Linked DNA regions of Homo sapiens: region 1 is linked to region 2. A link is a loop called in an ENCODE intact Hi-C map of the cell type or tissue named here. Cell type or tissue: endothelial cell of umbilical vein. All regions are shown on one strand. Links, peaks and the distances in the headings refer to the core of each region. The heading gives the core; the rest is flanking DNA.

Region 1 (5,388 bases), core at 251-5,250, 64 kb before region 2:
CTGTATAGATCAATTCACCATTCCCCAAGCAACTACCTTGTGCCAAGCAACATGATAGGATCTAGAGATGAAAAGATGGTTGAGATGTAACCCTGACATCAAGGAACATGTAGTGGACTGATTGCAGTAATGCCCCATTTGCTCACACATCCCTGTATTCACACCCTTTTGTAGTGCTCTCACACAATAACTCTGGGCTTAGCCATGTGACTTGTTCTGGACAGTGGGACAGAAGCAAATGTATCAGAAGCAGAAATTTGAAAGTTCTTGTACATTAAAGGATATGCTCTGTTGATGCTTTTGGGAACCCTGTTGACATCATGTGAACAAGTCTGAACTAGCCCGTTGAAGGATGGGAAACCACAAGAGAATAAGTGAGGTATCCCAGTCATCAATCAGCCAGCCCCCAGCCAACCATATGAGTGAGTCCCATCAGAAAGCAGCTGAGCCCTACTGAGCCCAGACCAACCTGCTGATTCCACAGAATCATGAGCTAAATTAATGGCTATTGTTCTAAGCCACTAAGTTTTGGGGTGGCTTATTGCAGGGCAAATGGATCTAATGCATATAAAACCCAGTGCCTCATAGGGAAGCTAGACTTATATACAATTAGTTGTAAGACAGTGCGAAGGCTGTAGCAGACCTAAAGATAACATATATGGGTAACTCAAAGGAGAAGGTGATTAATCCTAATGGGTCCAGCATGGAAGATGAACAGGAGTGTCAGGAAAAAGTTCATAGAGGAGATGATGCCTAGTCTTTATTCTGATAAAAAGAACCACTTCAGGAGGCAACAGACTTAACCAACCTTTCCTTTTTTTCATCACTGATACAAATCTCCAAAGAGAACACCAGAACCAAATCAGAAACCACGTGCTTCTGTTTCCACTAACAAACTATAGGATATTACTTCAACTAGAAACTTTCTCTTTCTCTCAGGGCCCTAGAAGTTTCGTCAGGGCTGGAACCAGACAAAACTTTGAAGATGCAGCCATGCTGAACATCTGTTTAACTCAGCGGCACTCAGCTCCCTGTGATCTCCCAGCAGTCAGACCAAGAGAATGACAATACATTGTCACCACAGATAGTGTGGCAAGCACACTGAGCAGACGATACATTATGGGAAAGCAAACCCTTATAAGAGAGAGGCCCCAAAAATCAGACTGGGAAATGTTTTGCATTTCTGCACACATCAAGACTTTAATTACTGGTTTATGAGTAAGTCCACTATGAAAAGTCATTTGTTTAATATACATGTGCTTAAGTAATTTTAGGAAAAAGAGGAATCAGGGGCTGGGTGCGGTGGCTCATGCCTGTAATCCCAGCACTTTGGGAGGCCGAGGAGGGCAGATCACAAGGTGAGGAGTTCGAGACCAGCCTGACCAACATGGTAAAACCCTGTCTCTACTAAAAATACAAAAATTAGCCAGGTGTGGTGGTGTGTGCCTGTAATCTCAGCTACTCAGGAGGCTGTGGCAGGAGAATCACTTGAACCCGGGAGGCGGAAGTTGCAGTGAGCCGAGATCGCGCTATTACACTCCAGCCTTAGCAACAGAGTGAGACTCCATCTCAAAAAAAAAAAGAAAGAAAAAAGAAAAAGAGGAATCAAATGCAGTTTATAGATTGATGGTATTCATTCTGACAGGGTGTGTGTGTGTGTGTGTGTGTGTGTGTGTGTGTGTGTGTGTGTGTGTGTGGTCCTTTTTTGTTTTTTTAGAGATGGAGTCTCACTCTGTTGTCCAGGCTAATCTCAAACCTCTAGCATTAAATGATCCTTCCACCTCAGCCTCCTGACTATCAGGGATTATACAGGTGAGCCACTGCATGCAGTCACAGTGTTTTTGTAATAAGAAAAATAGAAACAATTTAAATATCCAATGATAAGAGAGTATTTACATAAATGATAGTGTAACTGTAATAAAGAACATTAGGGAGCCAGGAAAATATGCTTTCAAAGAGCATTTAATGAGATGGAAAAATACTCATAAAATCAGATACAAAATTGAACATACAGAATAATCCCATATTTTTATACATATTAATATGTATACACTATACATATTTTATACGTATTAATATGTATAAAATATGGGATTATTCTGTATGTTCAATTTTGTAACTGATTTTATGAGTCATAGGAAAAATGGAAGTATGTCTAAATGTCAGAAGTATCCTTGGACAGCAGGATCAAGGGTGAATGTTTTCTTCCTTATATATTTCCATGTTTTTCAAATTAAAGTATAAAGTCATTGATAAAAAATATTGAATCAGACAAATCAAAATAAAGGATTGGTCTATAAAACAAGTGGCATATACCCTTCAAAAATATCAATGTCATGAAAGAAAATGGAGTTACGAGATTATTCCAGATTAAAAATTTAAAAGACATGACAACTAAAGGTAATATGTAGTCATGACTTATTTGGCCAAGAGGAAATATGCTCTAAAAAATATTATTGGGATAATAGGCAAATTTTGAATATGGGCTGTATATCTATGTGGTTATATAAGAGAATGTCCTTGTTCTTAAGAAATACATGCTGAAATGTTTAGGAGTAAAGGGGTGTGATATTGACCATTAACTCTTAAATGGTGCGTGTGTGTGTGTGTGTGTGTGTGTGTGTGTGTGTATAGAGAGAGACAGAGACAAAACGAGATAAAGCAAATGTGGCAAAGCATTCATAGTTGTTATGCAAAAGGGCTTTTTTTTTTTTTTTGAGACGGAGTTTCGCTCTTGTTGCCCAGACTGGAGTGCAATGGCGCGATCTCGGCTCACCGCAACCTCCGCCTCCCAGGTTCAAGCAATTCTCCTGCCTCAGCCTCCTGAGTAGCTGGGATTACAGGCATGCACCACCACGCCCAGCTAATTTTGTATTTTTAGTAGAGATGGGGTTTCTCCATGTTGAGGCTGGTCTCGAACTCCTGACCTCAGGTGATCCGCCCACCTCGGCCTCCTAAAGTGCTGGGATTACAGGTGTGAGCCACCATGCCCGGCCACAAGAGGGTTTTAATACTCTTCTTGCAACTCTTCTACAAGTTTGAAATTATTTCAAAATAAAGTTAAAATAACTCTAGATCTGAAAAAATAATTTTAAAGAAAAAATCTTTGATAATTATTGTAAATGTACTATTTTAAAAGAAATTCTAGGATTTAGTTCCTAAAATGTTATGCAACGTTTTCACGCCAATTAATAAAACCCTCTCCTTAAGTAAACTGAGGTAAGAGAGGGACAAATCCCTTCATTAATCCTGTTCCTCTGCTAACAGACATCTTTGCTGAATCTGGAATCTCTCCAATTCAGTCAGCACCCACTGGAGGCCAAAGGTGCTTGGCAGCACATCAAAGTCAGACACTCTGGGTGTTAGCATTTGCATATCTATACTGTACCGAGAGGTCTGCCATTTCAGCAGAATGCCCAGAATTATATTTTACCCATGACCTTCATCCTGACTCTCCAGCTCCCTGACCCTGGCTCTATGGAGCTGCTTGTGGCTCAGCCTGGCCCTCTGCCTGGAGACCCCTATGATCTCATTTGAGAATTTCCCACTCCTATAAATTTTCCCAAGTGTAACTGACAACCACACCCTTTAGGCCCTCTGCTTAGGCCTAACATGAAAAGACAAAACGTCACAGGAGAATTTTCATAATTAAATAGCATCATACATTGCCCATTTCCTTAAATTTTAATTTCCTGAAAGAAGGGCCAATATCATAAGTATATTCTACATTATACTTAATGTATACTAAATAACATAATCACAAAATTAAAGAATTTTAACTATGTCCTAAAAAGGCCACATCATTAAGAATTAATTCCATTTTATCTATGAATGGTAATTTGTGGTTGATTTGATATCTTAGTAAACAAATGTTTCATACGGAATTAACTGAAAAAGTAAATAGATCAATATAATGTGAATACAACTTATTATTATACAATTATTAGGAAAAGTGACAAGATGGTATCATAACTGCCTTCAATAAAATAAATAATTTATGATTATGACCTGAGACTTGGGGAGATATCAACAAAAGACATTGTATTCCCAACCAAAAAACAATTTCCAATAAATTAGCCACAAAATAATTAAAGTCTATCACATGTACCCATTCAAAGTTAGCAGAGAAATAAAAGACACATAGGTTTTTTTTTTACTTTACTATTTATTCTGCCTATGTATTTTGAATAGAACTCCTGGTTGATAAAACTCACAGAAGAACTTTTTGGAATCATTTTCTGATAAGATGATGTGCTCATGGGATTAAATGTTTTTAATATAAACAAACCAAAAAATCTATTCTAATTCACAGTAATCAATATAAATATTTTCTCTTAGACCATCCTAGACATTTTTACACATATATTTTTCATGAAAATATTGCAGGAAACACTCTACATATTGTTTTCTATCTAACCTTGGGTTAGACTAGTTATCTTGACAGTATGTAGCATGGAAAGGAAAAATTACTTCATAGAACATTCCAGAGTATGCTATTTAACCTTCATAGACTCTTTAAATTCATTATTTATTCAACTAACGTTGCTTATGCTCCATTTGCTCTAATTAATGATCGCTGTGCCAAAAAATAATCCCAATTAAATGCACTAGCATAATCACCAGTGGAAAAAAGCTTAATTTCAAAAGATGGCTAAGTTCTAAACAGAAGACATACAGGATTCAAGCTACAAATACATAGAGATACCTGAATCATTCCACCTGGCACATCTGACTATGTAATTACTGATTACTGGATGCTCTTCTGGATTCTCAGATAATGCAAACAAAAAAATATATTTTAAAAATCTACTTGGAGACTGTAATATACAAGGTTTACATCTGAAAATTGTTTCCTTACTCAATCAGCCAGATTCTAAGTTTGTTTTCTAGCCATCACAGGAAATAACACAAAAGCATCTGTGGCTGATACAGCACATTGGCCAGCTCAACTTCTGTTCCAATCTCCATATTTGCCTTCTTACACTGCAGATGCCAGAAAACTAAAAACCTCATTTCCCAGACTCCCTTGTAACTAGCATTCTCAACACAATTTAGGTTTCACCATTAAGATGCACTTCCATAAGACTTGAATTCCAATTTGGGTTTCACCATGAGCGCCACTTCCATAAAACTTGAATTCAGAGTTAAGCGGAAGAGAAGAAGCACCCAAGGTTTTGTCTTGCTTGTGCAAATCTAACAGGCAGCAGACAGCTCTGAAGCTAACAATGCTGGTAGCAGTCTGATCCCTGAATCACAGCTAAAGTAGAATATCCCAGAAGACAACAGTTGCTTCGTGACTCCTGGTTGTGGCTAGGGTGCTGTGATTTGAAACCAGCAGTTGACATGCAGGCTTTTTTAGTTCCTAGCTTCCTAGGAGTAATAATGGAA
Region 2 (5,388 bases), core at 233-5,232:
ACACATTGCTAGTGGGAATGTAAAATGGTGCTGTTACTGTGGAAAACAGTTGGTGGCTCCTCAATAAGTTAAACTAGAATTATTATGTGACCTAGCAATTCCACTTGTAGGTATATACCCAAAGTAATTGAAAACAGGTATTTAAAAAAATCTTGTACACAAATATTTGTAGCAGCACTATTCACAATAGCCATAAGGTAGAAATAACCCAAATTTCCATCAACTGATAAAAGATAAACAAAATGTGGTACATCCACACAGTGGAATATTATTCAGCCAAAAAATGTGTCGGATGAAGCACCAACATGTTACAACATGGATGAACCTTGGAAACATTATGCTAGGTGAAAAAAGACAGACACAAAAGATCATATTTTGTATTATTCAATTTATATGAAACATCCAGAATAGATAAATCCCTAGAGACAAATCAGATTGGTGGTTACCAGAAATTGGATTGGGAGGAGAATGGGAAGCAACTACTTAATGTATATTGCATTTCCTTTTGGGGTGACGAAAATAATATGTCTTGGAGCTAGATAGTGATGATGGTTGCACAACTCAGTGAATTTACTAAATGCCACCGAATTGTATACTTTTAAATGATTCTGTGTTATGTGAATGTTACCTGAATTTAAACAATCAACAGAGAGGGCCCATCTATACATATAAACCCTGTATCATCCACAGCCCTTGATCAGGGCTTGACAGCCTTGTTTTAAGGTTGGGATGTGGCACAGTTTTTCTTTGGTCATTGGAAGCCTGATTTCAGCCTTGCATGCCTGCAGCCTGGAGACTAGGGAAGAGAGCAGAGCTGGAAAAAAACATGACTTTGAATGGGCCATGTTCTCTTCTTTCTTCTGCAGGGAGCTAATAGTAGGTGCAGGCTGTGCTTTTCCCCCCACAGCCTTCAGACAATCCCAAGAGCTCCTAAGAGTTATCAACTTATCCAAAGACCAAGAAGCATTGGCCTCGCTGCAGAGCTCTGTTCTCTGGGCTGTGCCCCATGGGCTCAGAGCCAGTGCTTTCTGCATCCACAGCAGTGATTCTGAATAGTCCCACACCAGTATCATTTCCACTTACATTTGCCTAGAAACGTTTAGATGGTGTTACTTTAACTTTCCCTTTCATTACCACACCCTGAATCCTAGACTATTAATACTTATGCAAAGGTATTTGAGTGCTAAACACTATTTTTGTTTTGTTTTGTTTTTGTTTGTTTGTTTGTTTTCAAGCCCATGGCAGAAAAGGAACACTATTTTTAAGCTTTACAATAACCTGACAACCATATGAGGAAACTATCACCACCCTCACTCAACTTCTCTTTCTACTGAGCTCCAGAAGCATGGGTAGGACATGCATGTCTGGCATGCCATAGGCTCTTAATAAACATCTTCCAAAAAGCAGTCATTTTCTGTCTTGAAATTTTGAGATTGCATCTATGCACACATTAATCTTACACAAATCACTTACCTAAAGCATATGCTAAGCTCAGTCACTGTGTCCTCTTTGGCCTCAGTGGTACAGTATTTCAAACAGCACTGGAAGAATTCTCATAGAGACCACGCTATAGGCAGGCGTTGTTATTATATGTATTTTCTTCTCTCATTTAATAAAGTAGCATAAATACCTTTTTTGTTAACTGATTCATTTAATAAACACTTCTTGAGGGCCTTTAGAATACTGTGCCAAGCATTGGAGATAAAAAGAATAATAAACAAATACATAAACTCAAAAAATTTAAATACTTTACTCTCTTTCTTTAAAAGTCTACTTCTAAACCTGGATGGACAATAACATCCCCAACAGGTCAGTAGGTTGGCACTTCAAGACCTAATTTCCAATGCAAAACTCTATTCTTCTGAACACCCTTTTTTTATTGTTCCTATCCAGTTCTAATTATTTATATATGTATTGTTCCATTTTGCATATGTGGTTGCATTACTTTGTGTAGATGGATGGATGGATGAATGGATGATTACACAGATAGATAATTACCTTCATATCTTTCCATGCATTTCATACATTGATATAGGAATACATACACACATACACACACACACACACACACACACACACTACACACCTATTTATATCTTTCTTTGTAACTATATTATAGGCTATTGACGGAGCATTGGCTATGTCTTATAACTGTCATCACATTTTTTTATAGCCCACCCATCTTTGTTCCCCATGCTCACTCCTGGCATCCAGTATGCGCTACATGAAAGTAAGATCTCAAGAAGGGGTGGTGAACTAACCAGGAGGGAAGGAATTTACTTGAGTAACATAGTATTTCCCTTCTCTGTGAAAAGTAGCAGCTATAGAGCAACTTCTTACTCAACATTTGCAGAGCGCTTCAGGGCCTTTCAAATCCTTTTATCTAACTCCACTCTCACAACACTGCCAAAAAGGTAGAGTGATTTTCCCATTTCACCGATGATTAAAACTGAGACCCACATGAGGTAACTGGCTTGTCTAGCTAGTGACTTGTGCTAGATATTTTCTGCATCCCCCCAGAGCCACTCTCCAGCTTCTCCACCCTGCTCTCTTCCTCAGGAGCTGGCCTGCGTGGCCAACGTCAACAACTCCCTTCTCTCTGGCTTTCAGTAAGATGTGGCCAATATAAGGGTCTCCAATGGGAGAGTGGGAGGAGAGTGAAGTGGGTATGTATAACCCTGACTCCATCCCTGTTGGTTCACTGTAAGTTGACTGTGGCCTTAAGATGATGGCCACTGCTCCTCTCAGGTGACTTTCTCCAACTTCTACTCCCCCGTGCTCCAATAGCCACTCTCCCCACTCATGCTTCTTCAGCCAAGTAATGGCTCCCCACACTTGCTTTCTCTGAGACCCTGCACCATCCCTTGCTGGTTTCCCTGAACCCTGCTCACACCCTTGTGAATAGTCTCTCTACCCAGCACCCTTCAATTGCCTACTGTGAATATGCCATATGTCTTACTGGGTTCCTGGGTGATATATGTTAGTCCTGTTCCCACCTTCTAACTCTTGCTCAATCCTCTGAGCTCTAATTCTAAACAGTTGCTTCTCTTGATACCAAATCAAAGGAAAGAGCATCATCATATCACATCAAGCAGCTCCCACTGCCTGTTACCCGTGAGGACCTTCCAGGAGTGCAAAAGCTCCTCACATCCACACTGCTTGGCTCTGCTGGTAAGTTCTGGAGTACAAATGTCTGTACCTGCAGACAGCTGTAGCTTTCTCTCAGTAAACAAATTGGCCCCAGCCACGGAGACATTAGTGGAAACAAGACAGTGACTCATCAGAGAAGCTACAGTCACTTGACCCCCTGTGACTCAGACACATTGTGTTGTCAACAGGGCACTGAGCTGAATAAAAGCTGAATAAACCAATGCTTTGCCTCACCCAGGCTCCTGGCAATCAATGAGTTAAAAAGCACTGAGAATATTAGTCTATTTGCTCCTCCCCTCAAATATCTCTCCTGTGTATCTTCCAACCTTTCTCTGTCATCCCTCCTCTTTCTTCCCCACCCACAAAAAAAAAAAAAAAATTGTTGAAAATGAATCAGATACAGGACACAAGGGTTGCACTTCCAAGATAACAAGCACACGGCCACCAGCCAGCACTGCACTTTGCTTTAATCATTTAGTGGTGCTTGGTATCCACAATTCCAAAAGCCCTGCTTCTCCTGTCTTCCAATTTTAGTCTTAACAAAAGAACACAATTTGAAAAGCCAGTACCCTTAGCTGCCTGGCTTCTGATCCAGTCTCTCTTCCCTAATTATTTCCTTTCTTGGTTGCAACTCCTTCAGCTTTTATAATTTTAAGACCTGTGCCTTTGGCCTGGCCTTGCAAAACTTTGCATATATTAGCTAGATAACTTGTTGAGCATAACATGTTCAATGAAATAACAATAAGCAAGTACCAAGTGTTCAGCATGTACTAAGGCCTTTACTTAGGTTATCCCATTTAATTATTTTAATAACCATGGGAGACTGTGTGTGTGTGTGTGTGTGTGTGTGTGTGTGTTTTACAAATGAGGACAGGCTCAGATGAGTTAAGTGGTTTAGCTATGGCCATGCAGTTACAGTTAATGATGAAAAAAGAATATGAATTTGAATCCAGGTCTATCTATCCCTCGATTCCATAATTTTTACCATTTTCCTACTTCTGTATAGATTTAATTTTCAAAATACAGAGTTCTTCAACTTCAGACAAAAATTCTCAAGAGAAGGCAAAATATGCCATGTTAATTTTTGTAATTAAGTTTAGCACTCATTTATTGAGCACATACTAGGTAACAGGCCATGTGCAATATACCAGAGGCACAAAGGTGGAAAAGATGCCATCTCTGCTTTGAAAGAGCTCACAGTCTACGTATAGAAGAGACACAGCTTCTAAATTTCTTTTAAGTCCCCTGGTTTCCCTTCAGCCCTGGGATTATATAAAAATAATTTTTTGCCTTTGTTTGTGTCAACATCAGAGCTGAAAGATTTCTACTTCTTACTCAGCAACTACAATTAAGACCAGAATAGATGAGCACATTTATGTGTATTTTAGAAAAAGGAAGAAAGGAAAAAGAAAGAAAAAAAAGAAGGGAAGGAGGGAAGGAGGGAGGGAGGAGGGGAGGGGAAGGGAAGGGAGTAGGGAGAAAAGGAAGAATCAGTACATTGGCCTGATTAGTGCTTAAGGAAACAAAGGAACAAATGCTTGAAATCGAAGCTGTCTCCAGAATTCCATGGTATAAGGTCCCTACACCTACATGGCAGGATTCATTCAATAAAAATTTCTTGAACATTTATTATAAGCTATGAATAGAGGCAAAGCGTTCATAGTCAAATGGGTAGAAGGACAAGTTAATCAATAATTACAGCCCAATGTGAGAAAAATCACAGCAGCAGTTCTCATAACACCCCGTGAGAAAACAGGAGAGGAGAATCTAAAGCACACAGGATAGCAGAGAAAGTGAGGATACGGGAAGAAAGTGATATTTGAGCCAAGACCTGAGGTGAAGTGGGAGTTAGCCAAGAGAAAAAGTTGGGAAGAAAACTCCGGAAAGTACACGGGTTAAGCAAAAAACAATGGGGGTAAAAGAACCCCAGGCCTTTTGGTGAGAACCATTGAACACTTGCCTGAAATTCACACCATTAAAGTCACCCCAAATTTTATGTTTTAATTTTTATATGTTTTATTTTATTTATTTAATAATTTTACTTTAAGTTCTGGGATACTTGTGCTGAACGTGCAGGTTTGATAAGTAGGTATACATGTGCCATGGTGGTTTGCTGCACCCATCAACCTTATTTTCATATTTTTAAATAGGTGATACAACCATGGCTCAAAAATTAAAACAATGTGAAAGAGAACCTACTGAAAAACCTTGTTACTGTGCCTGTCTTCGTCCTCCCCA

Evidence for each region. A loop is a pair of places that touch in the nucleus more often than their neighbours do. Peaks named below come from ENCODE experiments on the same cell type or tissue, not always from the same donor. Only the 100,000 strongest peaks of a DNase experiment are listed, where the experiment ranks them.
Region 1: a loop joins it to region 2, with 2.3 times the contacts of the local background. A loop is called at or near these places in 2 of 110 quality-filtered maps.

Annotation. Positions count from the first base shown.
Region 1 is chr1:171,879,673-171,885,060 of GRCh38, reverse strand. The region is part of intron 1 of DNM3 (dynamin 3); the gene reads right to left. Among named protein-coding and RNA genes, the nearest start is that of DNM3-IT1, 18 kb to the right of the region's middle. RefSeq lists an enhancer at 1,047-1,126. In endothelial cell of umbilical vein, for the core only: no CTCF peak of the experiment used is centred there; no DNase peak of the experiment used is centred there.
Region 2 is chr1:171,815,768-171,821,155 of GRCh38, reverse strand. No RefSeq gene overlaps it. Among named protein-coding and RNA genes, the nearest start is that of DNM3, 23 kb to the left of the region's middle. RefSeq lists enhancers at 2,162-3,147, 3,148-4,134. In endothelial cell of umbilical vein, for the core only: no CTCF peak of the experiment used is centred there; a DNase peak (open chromatin) is centred at 3,285.